2 separate regions of the Homo sapiens genome follow, and region 1 is linked to region 2. The links are chromatin contacts, found by Hi-C or POLR2A ChIA-PET in ENCODE. All regions are on one chromosome and are shown on one strand. Each heading gives the region's core, a stretch centred on a gene start or an enhancer-like site at or near the end of the contact. The rest is flanking DNA. Distances are from core to core; before and after follow the strand shown. Region 1 holds the start of ACHE (acetylcholinesterase (Yt blood group)). Region 2 has its middle 28 kb from the start of EPHB4.

Region 1 (3,201 bases), core at 563-3,062, 96 kb before region 2:
CCCAGAGTGCTGGGATTACAGGCACCGCACTAGGGGCCACACGCGGCCCCATCATTTTAATAATTCATAATTACCACGCTTAGAAACCTGCCTCAGATTCATTCCCCCCGCAGCAACACCCACCATCCACCCTCCTGTCCCCTCCCCCATGCACAGCCCTTACATCTGCTCTTCAGGGATCTCAACTAGGGCACATGGTCTGGCCAGTGAGGAGCCTTCAACTAGTGCGGCCAGAACGCTGAAGGCCGGATACAAGGAGCCTCGGTGTCCAGGCAGGGGATTTGGGGTTGCCTGAGATTGGGGCGGGGAAAGCCGGAGACAGTGGGCACAGATGGCGAGGGGTTCACCTCCCCAACACCCCCAACCCAGCCCAGTCTCCGAGGCCCGAGTGGCTGCTTTTTGCGCCACCTGGCGGCCGTCTCCAGCGAGCGGAGCGCGGGTGACCGTGCCTGCGGGACCCGGTTCCCGTGGGGCGAGCGGGCGTGGGGCCCGCCCAGCTTGGAGAGCCGGGAACCGCGCGGCCCAGGGACTGGCAAGACTCCGGATTCAACCCCTGCGAGGCCCCGCAACCCGGTGCCCGCGGTCCCTGGCGGCGGCGCCCGCGTGCCCGAGGCGCTGCGGGGCGCTGCGGGGCGCGCGGCGGTTAGAGCGAGCGTGTGCGCACGCGCCCACCCCACGCCGCGCCCCGCACCGCCGCGCGCGCGCACGCACGCCCGACGCTGGCCTGCGCCGGCCGCTCTCCCACGCGGGGTCTCGGGGGCTCCTGAGCCGGCCGCCTCCAGGAAGCAGGCGCCGCGCGGTATTGCCGCATGCACCTCGGTCGTGGGGACCCCGCTGCAGCAGCCCTGTCCACACGGGTGAACTCCTGGAGGGCGGGGCGGGGGGCAATCTGCGCGGGTCAGGCCCCTCGGAGCAGGCTGGGGGCGCCCGAGCCAGGCCGCTCCCACCTGCCAGCCGCGTGGCCAATGAATGCTAGGCCTGGTGATGTCATGCCCCGACCGGACCCTGGTGACGAAAGTCCGAAGTCACCCGTCAGGGAACCAGCACAGACCCACCCGCGGGGGTTCCAGAAGTTTCCACTGCCGCCGCGGAGTGCGGCCTCGCCCAGCAGCCTTGCGCGTGCTACCACGCTGTCCTGCCTTCTCAGGTGTCCCAAGTCACCCCTTCCTCCCCCAGGGGTCTCCTGTCTCCATGCCCTCCCACCTCATTTCCACTAGCGATCCCATTTTACATCTCCATTCCCACAGGTGTCCTTTCATCCCCAGGAGTGTCCCACGTCACCTTTTCTGCACCCGTGCCACCTGGACCCCTAAGGGGACGGTACTCTGCCACACTCCCACATGCCTCTCCTCCCATGCCACCCGTCTGTGTCGTGGCCGGGGATGCATGACCCCTTGGCCTTGCGCTAACTTCACCAGCCTCGAGCGAGACCGACAGGGTGTCCAAGTGTGTCCGTCCGTCTGTGAAAGTCGTCCCTGCGTTTGTCTGTGCCTGTCACTGCATGAGGTCGTCCGTCTGCGCGTGTCTGTCTCCACGGGCTTCTGTCCGTCTGTCTGTCACGTGGGTGTCTACTCCGCCGCTGCAGGTCTTTGGGTCGCGTCTGTCACTGCGCTCTGTCGTCGGTCGGCGTCTGGCACTGGAGTGCGTCTGGGCCCCGGGGTCTCCGGGTCTCGGCTCCAAGGGAGGGAGAGAGAGGGGAGGTGGCCACCCGGGAGAGCGGGGAGGGGCGGGGGCGGAGACAGTGGGCGGGGGCGGGCGGGGGCGCTGTGAGGCCCGGAGGGGGTGTGTGCGGGGGGCCGGAGGCGGCGGCTGTCAGAGTCGGCTCAGCCTGCGCCGGGGAACATCGGCCGCCTCCAGCTCCCGGCGCGGCCCGGCCCGGCCCGGCTCGGCCGCCTCAGGTGAGTCTCCCTCCCCGCCCGGGACTCTCCTTAAGGCCCGGGTCCGGGGCACCGTGCGCTCCCCGAGGGGTCCAGGCCCCCCTAACGGGACGGCTCCCGCTTCCCCGGGCCTGCCCCGCGCCGCCCTCCGCTGCCCCGCACTCGTCCGGAACTCTTCCCCGGCCGCCTCACACTCACCGACGCCCACGCAGGAGCCCGAGCCCGCGGGAACGGCCGCCGCCTCTGCGCTCCGATTCCCGCGGGGACCCCCGAGCACCCCTTCCCCGATCGCTCCCTAGTCCGGGGCCACTGGAAGACACCCCCTAATTGGGGCGGTACCCGAGCTGCGCAGGTTCCCGGCGCCGGGCTGGGCACCCCCATCCCCAGGGCCACAAGCCAGCGCCCCTGCGCAGCGCCCCGCAGAGGCCCCCTCCGAGGCCCAGGACGCCCCCTCCCGCGGAGACTCCATCTCTATTTTTTGGGAAGGGGAGGCTCGGCGGAAGCCCCGAGTTATAATTAGCGCCACTCGGGTTTCCTAGTTAATCTCCAGCAGCACCACCACCCCCCGCTCAGGGCGGCGGGGGCTGGGCTAGGAGTGACCGGCGGGAGAGGGGGGAGTTCCCACCCGGGGAATTTTGATCCTTTGGCTGGAGATGCCGGAACCGTAGCAGCTGCTGCCCCCAAAATAGCGCCCCCGCCCCTGCAGCCGGGGATCTCCGGAGTCCCGGGAACGCAGGCGTCCCGGCTCGCCCTTCAGGCGGCTCTGCAAGGCCCTCGAGCCCCCAGGCCCCCTCCCCAAGTTCCCGGCTCCTGGCTCGGGGCGGGGAGCGCCGACCTTTTCTCGGTCTCTACTGCCCTCCGCCGGCGGCGGCGTGCACGGCAGCTTCAGACGGATGGGGGGCTCTCGAGTCCTGGGGGACGCGGGCTGGCGAGCCTGTTTGCTGGGGCTGGGCTGGGAGCGTGCGCAGCTGATGGGAACCCGCGGGCATCAGCGCTCGGTGCCAGACATTGGATGAGAAGGGGCAGGGTTGGGTGGGGAGTGGACTAGGCAGGATTTGGGGGACCCCGGGACCTGAGGCTTCCACACCCTGAATGCCCAGCCCACCGCCCCCCAGGGCCCCGGGTCTGGCCGACCCAGGAGAGCGGGGCTGCGCTTCAGGCCGCCGCAAGCTCCCCCAGCGGCGCTGCCCGTCCGTGAGGCCGCGCCCTGTCGGGTGGCCTGTTCGTGGACTGAGGCTTCTGGTGCCCTCACTGCACGAGCTGGGCCCGGCCCAGTTCCGGGAAGAGGTGAGGGCAGTGGACCCCTGCGGAGCAGAGAGGGTGC
Region 2 (2,881 bases), core at 150-2,649:
AGAGCTCCAGGCTGCCCTGAGCCTTCCTGCCACATCCAGCTCCCCACCATGAATGCTCTTCCAGCTAGGGCAAGGGAGAGTCTCGCTGGGCAGGACCCTCCCTTCCCGGGTTTGGGTCTTGCTTCATTCCCATAAAGGTGACCTCAGGGCGTGTCATCCCAGAGGATAAGCGCAGAGTATAACACATTTCTAGAACTCAGTATCCTCCCTGGTTGGTTGGTTGGTTGGTTGTTTCTTTAGAGACAGGGTCTCGTTCTGTTGCCCAGGCTGGAGTGCAGTGGTGCAGTCATAGCTCACTGCAGCTTGGAACTCCTGGGTTCAAACAATCCTCCCGCCTCAGTCACCCAATAATTCTTTACATTTTTGTAGAGACAGGGACTCGCTATGTTGCTCAAGCTGGTCTCCAACTCCTGATCTCAAGCAATTCTCCCTCCTCAGCCTCCCAAAGCACTGGGATTACAGGCGTGAGCCACCACACCCAGCCTGTCCTCCGTTTTGACATCCCCAAACCCAAATCCCCTTTGGGGTCCTACATCCTGATCTTCCCCCAGCCCAATTGGCAGCCTTCCATTCCTTCCAGTGGCACGATCTCAGCTCACTGCAAGCTCTGTCTCCCGGGTTCACGCCATTCTCCTGCCTCAGCTTCCTGAGTAGCTGGGACTACAGGCGCCAGCTGCCACACCCGGCTAATTTTTTTTTGTATTTTTAGTAGAGATGGGGTTTCACCGTGTTAGCCAGCATGGTCTCGATCTCCTGACCTCGTGATCCGCCCGCCTCGGCCTCCCAAAGTGCTGGGATTACAGGTGTGAGCCACCGCACCCAGCAAGCCTTCCTTCTTAGAGCACAAGCAAGACGTCCCAGCCCCCACTTCCAAGCAAGGACCTGCCTGATGGGAGGCAGAGGTCCCGAGGGAGGGGGCGGGATGTTTGCACCTTGGCCTCAGGCTGGGGTGAGTGGGTCACTCCTAGTAGGATAGAGGTCAGAATTCTTCAGCAACCCAGACCCCAGACCCCGCCCTCAGTAACCCCTAGCCCCTTTTGGAAAATGGAGGAATACCGGGGGTGGGGGCCTCTCCAGAGGGTCACAGGCTGATTTGCTTTTTTTGGAAAAAGCCACTTTTTTTAGCCAGGACGTGGTGACATGCGCCTATAGTCCTGGCTACTTGAGAGGCTGAGGCTTGAGCCCAAGAATTCAAGCTCCCATCTCAGCCTCCTGAGTAGTTGGGAATCCTCCAGGCGCACGCCACCATGCCCAGCTGATGTTTTATTCTTTGTAGAGACAGGGGGCCTCATAATGTTGCCCAGGTTGATCTCAAACTCCTGGCCTCAAGCAGTCCTCCCCCTCAGCCTCCCAAGGCGCTGGGATTACACCACGCCCGACCTGCTTTTTCCACTTCTGCACCTCAGTCGCCCCCTGTTGTCGTGTTTGTGTCAGTGCTGGACCCCAAATCACAGCTTGGGCCCTTCCCAGCCCAGGGAGACTTGCCCTCAATTTCTCACCTCTACAGCCCTCTTCTGGGGTCCCTCGGGCTCTTGAGTCCTCTGTCCCCTCTTCCCTTGGTGACACATCACCCATGTTTTGTTCCCTCGAGGAGGTGTGGGAGGGACTTTGGGGGGTGAACTATGATTGCGCCACTGCACTCCAGCCTGGGTAACAGAGGAAGCACCTGTCTCTAAATAAGGAAGGGAGGGACAGAGGGGAGAGAGAAAGAAAGAAAACAGAGAGAGAGAGAGAGAGAGGGAGGGAGGGAGGGAGAAAGGAAGGAAGGAAGGAAGGAAGGAAGGAAGGAAGGAAAAACGAAGGAAGGAGAGAGTAAGAGGAAGAAAAGGAAGGGAAGGAGGGAGGAAAGGATGGAGGAAGGAAGGAAGGAGGGAAGGAAGGAAGGAAGGAAAGGCGGGCAGGCCACGTTTGGCTGGGTAAGGTGGTCACGTGTATTCCTTGTACTTTGGGAGGTGGAGGCAGGCTGAGCTCTTTGAGCCCAGGAGTTCAAGACCAGTTTAGGCAACATAGTGAGACCCTATCTCTTCTAAAAAATATCAAAATTAGCCAGGCGTAGTGGTGCATGCCTGTAGTCCCAGCTACTCAGGAGGCTGAGATGGGAGGATCGTTTGAGCCCCGGGGGTCAAGGCTGCAGTGAGCTATGACTGCACCACTACACTCTAGCCTGGGCAACAGAGTGAGACCTTGTCTCTAAAAAAAAAGAAAAAGAAAAAAAAGCCACATTCCCCAACCTTAGTCTGTACTTGACATGTAAAATTTCTCAGAATCACCTTGGTGGGGAGCCAGAGGCCACGTCCTCTAAGCACTCGGATTCCTGAGGTGAAGTCTTCTCCTAAATCAGAAGCCGAGGGTCTGGGGCTGCATCCCACCCTCCATTCCCCTGCCCGCCCTGTTCCTTCTGCCCTCCCTGCTCCTTCTGTCTCCCCTAGTGATGTCAGCCTCGCCGGGACTGAATGTGCCACCCGCATGTGGCTTTCTCTAAGGGACAACACCCTCACCTCAAACCTAGGTTCCTCTCCCCTCTAGACATTTTGCACAGAACCCAGCCCTACCTAGGCCTCCACGTGCCTCTCTCCCTCATTTTCCTCCCTCCAAGACCCAACTTCCTCCACTATAATCATGTGGACATTCACGTCTCAAAAATACATAATTTTGGGCCAGGCGTGGTGGCTCATGCCTATAATCCCAGCACTTTGGGAGGCCAAGTCGGGCAGATCACTTGAGGTCAGGAGTTCGAGACCAGCTTGGCCAACATGGCGAAACCTCGTCTCTACTAAAAATACAGAAATTAGCCAGGCAAGGTGGTGTGTACTTGTAATCCCATCTACTCAGGAGGCTGAGGCAGGAGAATCGCTTGAACCCAGGAGGTGGAGGTTGCAGT

The links. A loop is a pair of places that touch in the nucleus more often than their neighbours do. ChIA-PET counts read pairs that join two places held with the same protein, here RNA polymerase II (POLR2A). Pooled maps may share reads with other maps.
Region 1: a map of PC-9 shows a loop between it and region 2 (3-fold over the local background). The contact joins the promoter of ACHE here to the enhancer-like site in region 2. A Hi-C loop is called at or near these places in 2 of 168 maps with a recorded cell type or tissue (PC-9 and mammary epithelial cell), 1 of 37 single-sample maps with no recorded cell type and 9 of 50 pooled maps. POLR2A ChIA-PET finds 5 or more read pairs at or near these places in 13 of 52 experiments (A549, A673, GM12878 and 8 more).

Annotation. Positions count from the first base shown.
Region 1 is chr7:100,894,499-100,897,699 of GRCh38, reverse strand. ACHE (acetylcholinesterase (Yt blood group)) reads left to right here and starts at 1,812. Exons shown (of 5, transcript NM_000665.5): 1 at 1,812-1,898. RefSeq lists silencers at 459-538, 1,761-1,910, 1,971-2,020 and an enhancer at 1,375-1,995.
Region 2 is chr7:100,798,165-100,801,045 of GRCh38, reverse strand. No RefSeq gene overlaps it. Among named protein-coding and RNA genes, the nearest start is that of EPHB4, 28 kb to the left of the region's middle. RefSeq lists a silencer at 1,225-1,519 and an enhancer at 1,524-1,583. Within about 2 kb of position 1,399, at least 7 of the 41 ENCODE cell types and tissues checked have a DNase peak (open chromatin) inside an H3K27ac peak, as active enhancers do; they include A673, where a contact is called at or near this core.